2 separate regions of the Mus musculus genome follow, and region 1 is linked to region 2. Evidence: chromatin contacts called from ENCODE Hi-C data. All regions are on one chromosome and are shown on one strand. Each heading gives the region's core, a stretch centred on a gene start or an enhancer-like site at or near the end of the contact. The rest is flanking DNA. Distances are from core to core; before and after follow the strand shown.

Region 1 (6,233 bases), core at 1,259-3,758, 440 kb before region 2:
GGCTTCCCTTCCAGAGTATATAGGAAGATGCCGCCAACTCGAATTCATTAATAAATTGAATTCCAGCCGTGTTCACAAAAATTTTGCATATCTTTTGAGAACACTGCTTGGTACCTGTTGGGGGAGATCTATAGTTGAAATCACAAAACCTGGGGAAAGCACATTAAGGAGATTAACTTCTATCATAAAGGAGTGATTTAAATTCTTCCTGGTAGAGCCCTCCGCTCAGCTCTTATTAAAACAATATACTACAATAAGTGGTAGATGCACTTTTCTCCTAATTACTTTGATTGAAATCTGAGCCAGACAAAGTAAACATTTAGCTATTAGTTAATAATAATGATGAAGATCTACTGTTCCGATCAGCCCTTGCCTAGCCTTCAGCACCTTTCCAGGGGACGTGGAACACATTTGTACCAGATCCCATTTTAAACACACTCTTTATGTTCCAAGGCACTGTTTATACCCAGGACTGCCTTTCATTTACTTAACAGTGAGTGGTTTTAAAAGCCAACTGGAAGCTGCAACAGGGTTACGAATTCTCAGACACGCTGGTACCTCACACTGAATAGATCCAAAGCCTTTATTGACAGTGCGACTTTCATTCATACTTCAGACTGATCACAGACGGTTTACAAAGGCAGCGGAGAGTTCCAGCGCCAAGACTGACCGCTATCTCTCTGTGTCGCCCACCAGAGGAAACCGAGCAGGGGTGTTTTGAGGAGAACCAGGAAGTCCTCCCGGTGAAGTGTTCATTAACTCTCAGCAGCCATCAGATTTTTGAAAGGGAGTCTCATTTAATTGCCTCTGGGAGGAAACATTATTAAGATAATTGGTGTGCTGATCTGGGAAGGTAGGCAGCTCTGTCTCGAAACAGAGGCAGGAGAAGCCAGCAACCAACTGGAGCAGGGGGCCGAGGGTTTGTGGTCCTCCTGCCCCAGACGCCCTGACTTCTCCGTTCCTTGCGCAGGCAAGTTTCCTGCGCCCGGCAGCCGTGCGCGCGTCCCGTGGCTGGGGCTGGAAGTCCCGTGGCTGGGGCTGGAACCCCTTCGCCCGAGGGGACTCGGCAGCCCCGGGCACTCTGGTTGCTCCCGTCTCCGGCTGTCACTTACCGCTGCGGAAAGCGCCCGCCAGGGCGAGGGCAAGGGCGAGCGTGGCGCACAGCAACGGCAGCCCCCTCTCCATCCTCCTTCGCCAAGCCAGTCCCCAGGCAGCCGCAGGAGAACACGATTGCGCGGACGAAAAACCAGCAAACGATAATCTTAACAATCCGAAACGCTCTTAAGTCCGCCTAAGAACCAGAAAATCCTCAGCGGGTCTTGGCGGGGAAGGCTAGCGGCGAGGCAATGCCTGAATTCGCGAGAAGCGCTTTTCTTTTTGTGTCTCAAGTCGCCTGCATCCTGTCATTTAGCTCCGATTTCCTCTCCCTTTTCCCACACTTGTTCCTCTTCCAGGAGCCACTGCCCGGGCCATGTCTCAGGAAGAAGAAGAAGGAGGAAAAAAAAGAGGGGAGGAGTTGCGAGGAGGAGGGGAGAGGGCGGGCGACACACCAAAGCCAATTTCTAGAGGGAAAGAAAAAAAAAATCCCGCTTGATTCTGGACGGGTTGGAGCCGAGGAGCTGGCGCCCAGAGGAGGTCCGGGTTGTCTGCGGGAAGGAGAGAGAGCAATGAAAAGATGAGCGGGAGAGCAAGGACTTTCTCCACTGGCACCCGCCTCTCTCTCCGACCTCCCCCTCCCTCCCAGAGCCCTTCCCTCCCTTCCTCCCGCCCCCTCCCCGCACAGCTCTGCCAGTGATTGCCTGGCTGGAGATTCAGAGACACAAGTTTCTCTCCGCGTGCTTTCCCGGTTGGTCCTCTGGGCTCCCCCCTCCACCCCACCTCCGGGTACCCTGCTGTGCTCTCCGCGGGAAGAAGGTCACTAGGGAGCAGGTTGTCTGCGCCCAGAGCGCAAGGTCACGTATGTGTGTCAGAAGGGGCAGTACAAGTGGTACCAGCCCCAGTGGCAGGCTAGTCTACCTTGACGAGATCTCTGCACCCCAGAACTGAACTAGGCTGCTCGTGTAGGCGAGGATCCTGGAGTCAAGGAGTTCCGAGAGACCGGGGTTAGCTGCTACTTCACGGAACTCCTAATCCCTAGGTACCGGCGCCCCCGGAGGCGTGGATCGCGCTGTCAGTCCCCGCTTTCACTTCCTGGGTGTCAGCCTGAGGTTTGGGGCAGGAAGCAGTCGGGCGCTCCAGGACGCTCCGAGTAGGACTTAGACTAAAAGAAGAACGCCTTGGTTGTTCTGCGAGACACGCTGTTGATCTTAGAGAACTGTGACCCAGTCTGCCACGTAAAGCATAGGCAGACTTTCTTAGAGCACGGACCCTGGCTGCAGCGGAACAAGGTCTCCTCGCCGTGCATAAAGGCGAGGATGGGTACCTGATACCCCCATCCCCACCCCTGACGCTTCAGGCTGCATTGTTCCCCGAGATTTGGTCCCCTCTTCTTTGGGGTTACATGAGCTCGGAGGATGGATGGTGGCGCGCCTTTCAGCTAGGGGGCAGCCGCCAACAGTCGCAGACCAGCCACGTAGAACTCCAAGAATCTGAATCAGGGGTCGAGGGACCCATTTCTGTGCACACCGAGGGAAGGATAAGACTGGCAACGACCCCTTGTGAGGGTGACAGGATGATCTTTGCAAGGGTCTCCTAGTGCCAGGTTTAGATTACAGGCAATTGTGTCTACTGATCCTCCAGCCTCATACGCCACCCACTTACGAGGTGCGTCCCTGGTGTCTGCCCAGTGCCTCCCCTCCCCCATGTAGTCCGGTTCCATCCTCGAGGGCTTTCCGAGAACTGCAGCAGGTGGCTTTGGTTTATGAATAGCAAGGACACCCAGGGACATAAACTGGTTGAGGCTTCTGATCAAGTACATATACCGGGCTCAATGACCTCCGAAGGAGCTGGTGGGTAAGGTGAAAAGGTCATACGCCTTCTGGGAAGTGGCATTTATAGACATACTGCCACCACAGAGACTGACTCCTACCTGGTACAAGGGGTTGCAAAGATTTGGGAATGCTGGCAAGGAGACTCTGGTCAAAGGTTTTGGCTGAAAAACTAGGGTCATTCAGGGAGAAAGATCGCTCAGGACACTGGTGCCCTAGGCCAGGACTCTGCGTTGGATGTCTGGGCTGGGCGCTGAATTGAGGCTTGTCCGTTGTGCGGATCTCCCTCCTGGGCTCCCGCGCAGGACCCACTGGCTCCAGAGTCCAGCCTTCTTTCCGGCCCTGGTTACCAGCCCCGCCTCCAACGCAGCCTCTCCCTCCCTGCCCCACCGCAGCGCCAACCCTGCGTGCAGAGAGCCAGCCCCGGAGCGCCCCCGGTTAGTCGCCCCTAGCTTCCTCTTTGGTTCTCCGACCCTTTGGAACTCCGGGTGGGTTGGTTGGGCGTGCCAGAAGGCCGGGAGTCAAACGCCTGAGTCGAGCGGAAGGGGCAGTCGTGAGGCCGTTGGCCCTCTGCAGGCAAGGTCTAGGCGATAGCCGCGCCCAGGGTAAAGCTAGGGGAACGAGAGTGGCGGCGGCGGGGGGGGGGGGGGGGGGGGGGCGGCAGCCCTGGCGATGTGCCACACGGAGCGCGTGTCCCCGCCTCCCTGCGCCAGGCATCGGGCGCATCCTTGCCAATTCCAACTATGTTGGGCAAGCCTTAGATTCAGGGTGACCCCGCGCCACCCTAGTCCTGGAGTCCAACGGACAGGCGCCTCGCCGGACTTGGCGAGTCGACATAAGAGGGAAACCAGGCCAAAATTGTGGAGATCCAGATCCTTGTCTCTTTCCGAAGAGGAACCCCTTTGCCTGGCTAGCCCAGGCGAAGCTGAAGCCTGTATTTAACCAATCTGCCCTGGGTCGGGTGAGATAAGGGGCACACTTAGGACACTTGAGTGATCAACTGGTGCGCCCTGGAAGGGACAGTTCCCCATACCCAGAAACAAGAAGCTTGGGGAACCAGTGAAAGACTCCTAGTTTTCTGGCTCAGCCCCTAAGTTCTCTTGATAGCTTTTCTCGGTTGTAAGGCATGCCCTGTGTGTACTTTAGGGGAAACATACTTAAAGCTATTGTTTCTCATTTTCCAGAACTGAGGCTTTCCTAGACACTTTTTCTTTTCCACAGTGGGTCTGAGAAATGGAGCCAAGCCACTCTAATAAATAATTGCCAGCTAGTGCGTAGGTATACTGCTAACCGTTCTGGTTAACAACCTTTTCCTGTGCCATAGGATCCCATCAAGAGAGACAGGCCATTTTAGATACCTGTACTTCTCCACCCAGGGAAACAGAGTGGCTTTATAGGAGAGCAAGTGTGAGACAGAGGAAGAATTTGGCAGTATTCCTAGTTTGATTTTATTTTGGTCTCGTGCACATATCCCTCTTCTTGATATCACAGATCTGCCTAGGAGACAGGGTCTGCTTCTACCTTCGGGTGATTTATCTATCTGCTGCCCTAACCGTGCTGGATAGAGGCTGTCCATGGTCAGTTCCACCTCAGGGGCTGCTGAGGTTGGGGCCTGTTTGAGCACAGCCAGTATGAACTAGCTGGGTGGAAAAACCTTGCTCCTTTCACCAAGCCACATCACTTTGCTAGAAATAAGAGAGTCATTGCTCCCAGAAGGCCTTTGGACCACCTAGTTCTCAAGGGTACAATATGGGGATCCCAGTGTAGCTCAAAACCACATCAAGTGCAGTCAAGATTATGCATTGTGTTGTTTTTAAAGTCAAACCTATGGCAATAAAGAAACAAAGAATTCTTAGGAGCTAACCAACATCTAACATGGAAGAAGAGAAACTGCAGTTTACACATTTGGTGGTATGGGGCCCCGATCCCAGCACTCTGGAACAGGAGGCATGAGGATCAGGGTTTCAAGGTCAGAGTGAGTTCAAGGTCAGTCTGTGCTACCTGAGACACTGCCTTCACAGAACAAAGAAACTTAGAAAAAAAAAAAAAAGAGAGAGAGAGAATCCCTTTGGGTCAGGAGAGATGGCATTGTGGTGAAGGGAAGGTTTTGCTCTTTCAAGTTCAGTTCCCAACAGTTACACTGGATAATTCAAGACTACCTATACCTACAGTTCCCAGGGATCCAATACCCTCTTCTAAACTCCACAGGCACTTCCACTTACATGAGTATACCCAGGCATATGTACACACAATTAAAATAAGTTTAAACACTCTAAATGAGACAGTTTCCTTAAAATGATACCTTTATGAAACAACTGTCATGCAAAAGTTGTCTCTTGGGGATCCTGCTATAGGTATCTGGATTTGTAGTGGCAGAAGAGAATAAATAAAGAAATCTTTAATTTTGTTTCTTTTTAAAAAGCTACTTTAGTTTTTGTTACTTTTGATTATGTGTGTGTGTCCACACATGGTATGTATATGTGAGTGCAGGTGGCCACAGACCAGAGTTGTCAGATGCCCTGGATCTGGAATTACAGATGGTTGTTAGCTGCCCAATGTGGATGCTGGGAGCTGAAGCTAGGTTCTCTGGGAGGACAGCGGGTACACCCAACCTTGGTACCATCTCTCTAGCCCTCATTTCTGTTTCTCTAAGTAGTATAGACATGAATGCTTTCTAAAACCTACAGGATAAGATTTCAAAGCAAAGTCTTTGTGATCTGAATATCCCCTGACACAGGTGGACAGGGCTAAATTCTGAGTCATGCTGGTGGAGTCACAGCCTTTGGGGTTAGATTTTGAAAACAGTATTTAGTCTGAAACAGTAACCGGTGATTAATCTGCCTTCCATGAACTACTTCTTGGGGCAGGGGTTGAGATTGAGACACTGTCTGTGTAATTTACCAACATGCTGGGATCACAAATTTCCAACCACACTACCTGGCTGAATTCTATCTAAATTAGGAAAATAAAAACAACAGACAGAAACACTCAGCAAGCAAAATTTAAAATATCATTAGAGAGAACGAATTCAAAATTTCCAAGGAGCAAGCAAAGCAGAGGATTGGCGACTCAAAGTCTTTAGTCACATAATTCCAAGTGACTAAAGAATAAAAAGTTTAAATTATGCTGAAAGATCAATAAGAAAATCATTATTAAAATAGTCAAAAGCTCAAAACAGGGCTGCTGATATATTTGAGTTGATAGAATGCTTTCCTAACATGCAAGCTAGGTTCAATCCCAGCAGCACACAAAAACCAAGCAGAGCTGGGCCTATCTGCAATCCTGGCACTCTGAATGTAGAAGCTG
Region 2 (6,304 bases), core at 535-3,034:
CTGATCCTAGACCAGTTCCATGTATTTCATTGCAGATGACAGGGTCTCTGTATTCTTTACATGCCACATTCTCTTTTGTTGTCTGTTGATGGATATCTACTCTGGTTTCACATCTTGGCTCTTCTGAGTAGTGCCAGCAATAAACAGGAATGTGCAGCGTGACTTAGATTCTTTTCTGGAGTGCTATAGCTAGATCATATGGGAGTTTTATTTTTAGTCTTAGAGGAATCTCCATAATGATTTCACAGTGACTGTACCAATTTACATTCCTACCAGCAGTATAAGCCCATCAGCATTTGCTAGTTGACATTGTGTGTGTGTGTGTGTGTGTGTGTGTGTGTGTGTGTGTGTGTGTGTGTTAGTGCACATTCATATGCACTAAAGTATGCACAGGTGCTGTGGGACAACCCAGAGGCTGACAACGGGTGTCATTCCTCAGTTCTTTATCTTGTTTATTGAGACAGGGTCTCTCACTGTCCTAGTGCACAGTCAGTAGGCTAAGCTGGCTAAATGACGAGCCTAGGGACCCATTACCTCCCCATCCCTTAAGCTCTGGGGTTACTCGCATGCAACCATGTTTAAATTTTTTCCTTTTTAAAAAATATAAATTCTGGGTGTGGAATTCAGGTCTGCACATTGACAAGGCAAGTGCTTTCCTGCCTGTGCTATCTCCCCACCATAGTCTTTGATTTTTTTTATAACAGAGACTCTTACTGGGATCAGATGGTACCAGCACACACCGGCTGGGAATGCCTCTCAGATACTGCTTCTCAGCTCATGTAACTCTTGAGCCAGTGCTTACCATCAGCTTTCTCTGGTGCTGTGAGCACCGTGTTCACAGCCACTCAGCACAGTCCACTGTGGTGGGAGCTTTGGTAAAAAGCATGTGATCATTCTTGTTATCTTGCTTATGAAAATATTTGCACACCAGGTTTTACTTTATTAATATGTAGGTTTTGTTGTATCAGGAGAGAATTACTTGTGGGAACTAAAGTATGTCTTTTCATAACCTTAAAAAACACTGGGTTTAGGATTCACTTTCTCTATCAGGAAGCAGGACAGATAAAATTCCTCCAGTGTGAGAAGTGATGATGACCAGGCCCTCGGGATCTCACTGCTGGCATGGTCAGTTATGTTGATATCCTTGTCTGGCCAGGGCAAAGAAGGGCACTTTGGACATCTTGCTGTTCCTACTCGCCCATCACCACCATCTCCTTCTTAGAGAAGAAAGTAGCTAAAAGTTCTCTTAAGGTGATGTGGAAAGACAAAATCAAAAGGAACACAAAGCTACTCATATCACCCTAAATTAGACTTTTAAATATGCTATTGATATCAGAGAAATCTTATCTCAGTTTTCTCCTGGAATATGGCAAGGAAGTCATTAATCATTTGATGTTAAATTTATACAGATTGCTGAATAAATGACAAGGGCTAAGACCACAGGCAGTGAAGCAAAGGCAAAAGGAGAAGAGCAGGAAGAAAAGGGGTCATTTCCTCAGCAGGCTACTGGAAGCACGAAGCCAGTAGTCATGTTTATTTCAAGCCTCGCTCCCTGGATTCCTGCCTACCTAAATGGCAAGTAATTTTAAGAGCTTAGAAAATCTTGCCAGACACAAAGATAGAAACATACTGTAGTATCCAGCAGCTTCAAACAGTTGCAAGCTTGTGAGCTTGGGGCAGAAATGAACGTTGCATAACTTCAGGAGTATACCACCAGCTCAGCTGTTATTGTACAGGCAGCCAGGTCAGCTGTCATCAGAACACCATAGAGTATAGACCCAATGGAGAAACAACACCAATTGAAAGGATTGGTCTTCATTAGTGGGACCCAGGGGTGTGACTTTACATGTGTCAGCTCCTGTGGTTGTGTGGTGTCATGGTTTTCCTCCTTTAACACATTGGTACTTACCCTGGTTTAAAAGAGCCAGGGCTCCCACTTTAGAGACCTGGGCCTGCACTTCCACTTATAGTTAGCATAGGAGAGGGAACCAGGACACAGCTGCATCCCAGATAGAATAAAACGTATCAAGCAGAAAAGAAAAGGAGAAACCTATCAGAGGAAAAAAATTCCTTTAAACATGTTATTTTTTAGTCTTTGGATGTGTCTTAGCAGAGTGCTTGCCCAACCTGTGTGAAGTTCCAGGTTGTACGGCCAACACTGCCATTACAGAATGTAGTGGCACATGCCTGTCATCTCAGCATTCTACAGACCAGAAGCTCAAGACCATCTTTAGCAACATGAGGAGTTTGAGGCTAGCCTCGGCTAAAGAGAAAGACCTTGTTTCAAGTGGAGGAAGAGAACCATATTATTTTAAAACATCATTTAATTTTATTAGCCATTTTTATTTGTTGACTTTTGGAGAAAGTGTCTTGCTATATAGTCCAGGCTGGCCTCAAACTCTCAACTCTCCTGCCTCTGTCTTCCAAGTGCAGAGGTAACAGATATTTCCCACTGTACCAGCTTTGGACTTGTTTTTTAATCCTATGCCACCTCATTTAGCCATGATTGTTCAACATTAAAATCCCTGAGCAGCAATCTTGGGGCTGCTTGCCCCTATGATTCTGTTGAGTCCTAGGGTGTTAGTCAGTTCTCCAGCAAATGTTCTATTGAGTGTCTATGTTCTATGGTGAGAACTCTCTAACAGTACATTGAGAATACTGAAGTGGGTGAGATATGGTCCCTTTCCAAAGGCCACATTCTTACCAAGCTCCACATCTCTTTCCAGGTAAGAATTCTTAAATCACCTTCTTGCATCACTCAGGAGCCACTAGGATTGGTTTTTTTGGACAACATGAGACTCTTACAGTCATTTTAGAATGAACATTGAACTTGCTCAGAATCCATCTCTGCATTTATGAACCCTCCCCATGAAACGCCTTCCCTTTTCAGACACAAAGGTATGTTTATTGCTTTGACGGCAAAGCCTCCTTGACTGTCATCTGACCCAGGGATCCACCAACCAATCATTTCATACAACATCTACCATTATATTACCTTTGTGAAGAATTCACAGAAGTCGCCCACAACCTGGCAATTTCAAGCCTAGATTCCCCATTGGCACTCAGTTAGGATGCCCCCATGGAGGCACTATGCCAAATGTAATAAGTGAACTAGCTAAAGTAATTCAGTGTGTGGAGTTCCCACACAGGTCTGATATGTTAAGGAGAGTCACATCTGAGCTGGTCTTACTTGCTATTTAGGGCAGCATTAATTTTTGTGAGTGGCAGCCCACCTTTGTGCATATAAATTGGGTAATTACACTAGTAAATTGGAATTTCTGCATTCAGAAACAGCACCTGTAAATAACAGGAGGACGGGGAAAGAGGCCAATTGAAACGTTGGCCCTTAGTATCTGAAAGCAGCACATTCCAGAGAGCTGAAGACAGAGTTCTGAAGAGAGCATCAGCAATGGCATGGGAGAAGAGACCCAGCCATTGTGCTCAAGCATCGCCTTCTATTTAAAGATAATGATGTGGTCCATGAAAGTCAACACGTGAAAAGTGCAGTTTTTTCTCATCTCATCACAATCCCCAGCCCAGTAACAGTTGTCAGGTGTACTTGGGCTAGTCATAATGTGTTAGACGTTGCCAAACTATTACCTCTGTATCCATGGGGAAGACATTGACAATCGATTGTTTCTGTATCCCTGGAGTCAAAGGAGAAGTGCTGTGCAACAGCATCATCCCCGTCTGTTTTTCTGGGAAGTAAAGGATGGCTACTGGACTTGGCTAGACATTAACTTTTCCCTGTCATCTGAAACTTGGAAAATGCAGCTACTACAATGTATCAGGAGTTAACCACCCTCCCTCCCAAGGCCTCAACTGTACACAAGGGAACTAAAATGATCATGTAAGAATGATCACATGATCCAGGCCACTTGCCCACATATCCCATCTCATCTTAGCAGCTCTGTGAGGTAGGTGCTTCCTATACAGTGGGTCTCTAATATCCCACAGAGGCCAATGTGTGCAGCACTGGGCCCCCAGAGAGGTGCTATTGGGAAGTGATGAAACCTTTGGAGGTCAGGCTTAATGGGAAAAAGTTAGCAGGTTGGAAAAATGTCCTTGAGGTGGACTGTGGGACCCAAGTTCCTCCTCTCCTTTGTGTTGTGGCCACAATATGATGTTATCATCACCACAGGCCTAAGGTCATTAGGACCAAAATGATCACACATGGACTGAAACTGTTCCACTCTGAGTTAAAATCAACCTTTCTGTTTCATGTGGACATGGGGAGAATGTGTTCATGTGGGTGTTTAAACGTGAATGTTTGTGTATGTTCATATGAAAGCCACATACTGACTTTGTTATCTTCCTGGATCACTCTCCACTTCTTTTTTGAAAATAGGCTCTCTCGTTGAATCATCTAGAGCTGACAGATTCAGACAGGCTGGCTGGCCAGCAAGCCATAGAGATCCTTCTGCCTCTGTCTCCTCAGTGCTAGGGTTACTGATACATGCCATATTGCCTGGCTTTGTCTGTGGATGCTGAGCCTCTAATCTCCTCATGCTTGAGTTGTAGGCTCCTTACTGCCTGAACCATCTCTCTAGTCCCCAACCTTTTCTCTTGATAGAGTTACTGTCTCAGGTATTCCTTAGAGTGATAGAAAGCTGACTGATGCAAATTGTTATCATTGCCACTGTATAGAGTAGAAAACTAAGAGTGGCTAAGGAACTTTTCATAGCAGTTACTTTTCTCATTGCTGTAACAAAATACATAAAAAGAAGCAATTTGAGGAAGGACAGGTTTGTTTGGACTTAGGGTTGGAGGGGATACATTCTATCATGGCCCAGAAATCAGGGCAGCAGGTGTATGAGGCTAGCTGCAGGTTACATTCCATAAGCAACCAGAATGTAGAGAATGAAGAGAAGTTGAAGCCAGGCTATAAAACCTCAAGGTCCCAGTGACATACCCTCTCTAGTGAGTTTCCACTTCCTAGAGGTTCCACAATTTAGGAGCCTGTGGGGAACATATTATATTTAAAGCGAAGAACTCATTCAAACTCTTCTAAAGGGTAAATGGCAGAAGACACCAACATTTTGGCAAAGTAGATGGATCAGATCTGAGTGGATGTTTATTTCAGTGGGAGGAGGTGGAAGGAGGCTTAATGTGTAGCCTAAGTACTTCCCTTGTTTGAGGTGGGATGAGAGATGCTATATGGTACTGGGAAAATGTCACATTCTCAAACGGATTGGCACACAAGCTAAGGCTGCAGCCTGGACTAGCTCGCCAGCTCTAAAGCTGCTCACAACATCTTGTAACCATCCCTATATTCTTTTCCAAGAAAACATCCAAAACTTTTACTCAGTAGCCATGAAACTTGAGTCAGTGCAACACCTTTGGTCTTGTTGGATTCAATAGTACATGCTCAGTGTTTCCAAAGCTAGCATAGATAGTACTTACCCAGTCACTGAGGTGCCACAGGATTCAAATACAGTGGAAATGGCTTCACTCACTAAGTTTTTGTTTTTGTTTTTGTTTTTTCAAATCTCATACCATGACTCCAGCCTGCACTATTCTATTTTGTATCAAGGCTCTGTGGGCATTGCTAAAATATAAATTAAATCTGAGATCTTAATAGACTTAACCATAGTATTCTCAAAGACCTCTGCATATGTGCACTTACACACACACACACACACACACACACACACACACACACACAGCGAAGTTTGGTCTAGATTTAGATTATCAGATTTTTCCTAAGAGATAAGCCACAGAAGAAAGTTGTTTTTGACAAGAAAATGAGATCAGACCAGAAGGGTGGCCCGAGCAATTTCTGAGGAACATCAGGGTGGGGGTTGCTGAGGAGAGGTGATGCACTACAGCTAAGACCTTGTAAAGAGAGCAAACCTCTCCTACGTCTCTGTCTCTACATAAGTTTGACAGATGTAGCTTCTACTTTATATGGCCATGTAATGACCCTCATATCTATATGTGGTCTCCAGCTCATTTCACTGTTCTGGGAGTATTCATAGTCATTTTCTCCTTGCTGACAAAATATCTGAGAATTTAAGGGGTTGAAGAGTTGATTTGGGTTCACAGTTGGAGGAGGGATAGTCTATCATCATAAGAAAAGCCTGACAACGAGAACCCGCCCCTACAGGCAGGAAAGAAAAGTAAACAGGAAGTGAGGGGAGGGATGTACCTCAAGGAGTGTCCCACTTCCTCCAATGAGGCTCCACCTTCTAGAGATTACAGAACCTTCCCCTAGGTCACCAATAGTTGTTAGACCAAGTGTTCAAACACATAAGGCTGAAGAAGACATTTCACATTCAAATCACAGAAGATAGGCTCAAGTAGA

Evidence for each region. Hi-C counts contacts between places; a loop is a spot of excess contacts on that map.
Region 1: a map of heart shows a loop between it and region 2 (6-fold over the local background). The contact joins the promoter of A930035F09Rik here to the enhancer-like site in region 2. A Hi-C loop is called at or near these places in 7 of 37 maps with a recorded cell type or tissue (gastrocnemius, heart and left cerebral cortex).

Annotation. Positions count from the first base shown.
Region 1 is chr8:128,354,512-128,360,744 of GRCm38, reverse strand. It overlaps A930035F09Rik (a long non-coding RNA gene), which reads left to right and starts at 2,508. Exons shown (of 3, transcript XR_879381.3): 1 at 2,508-3,364. It overlaps Nrp1 (neuropilin 1), which reads right to left and starts at 1,672. Exons shown (of 17, transcript NM_008737.2): 1 at 1,113-1,672. The coding sequence starts at 1,185. Mir1903 (microRNA 1903) reads right to left here and starts at 1,504; the gene lies at 1,425-1,504.
Region 2 is chr8:127,909,616-127,915,919 of GRCm38, reverse strand. No RefSeq gene overlaps it. Among named protein-coding and RNA genes, the nearest start is that of Gm32590, 110 kb to the right of the region's middle. Within about 2 kb of position 1,784, at least 1 of the 3 ENCODE cell types and tissues checked has a DNase peak (open chromatin) inside an H3K27ac peak, as active enhancers do; it is heart, where a contact is called at or near this core.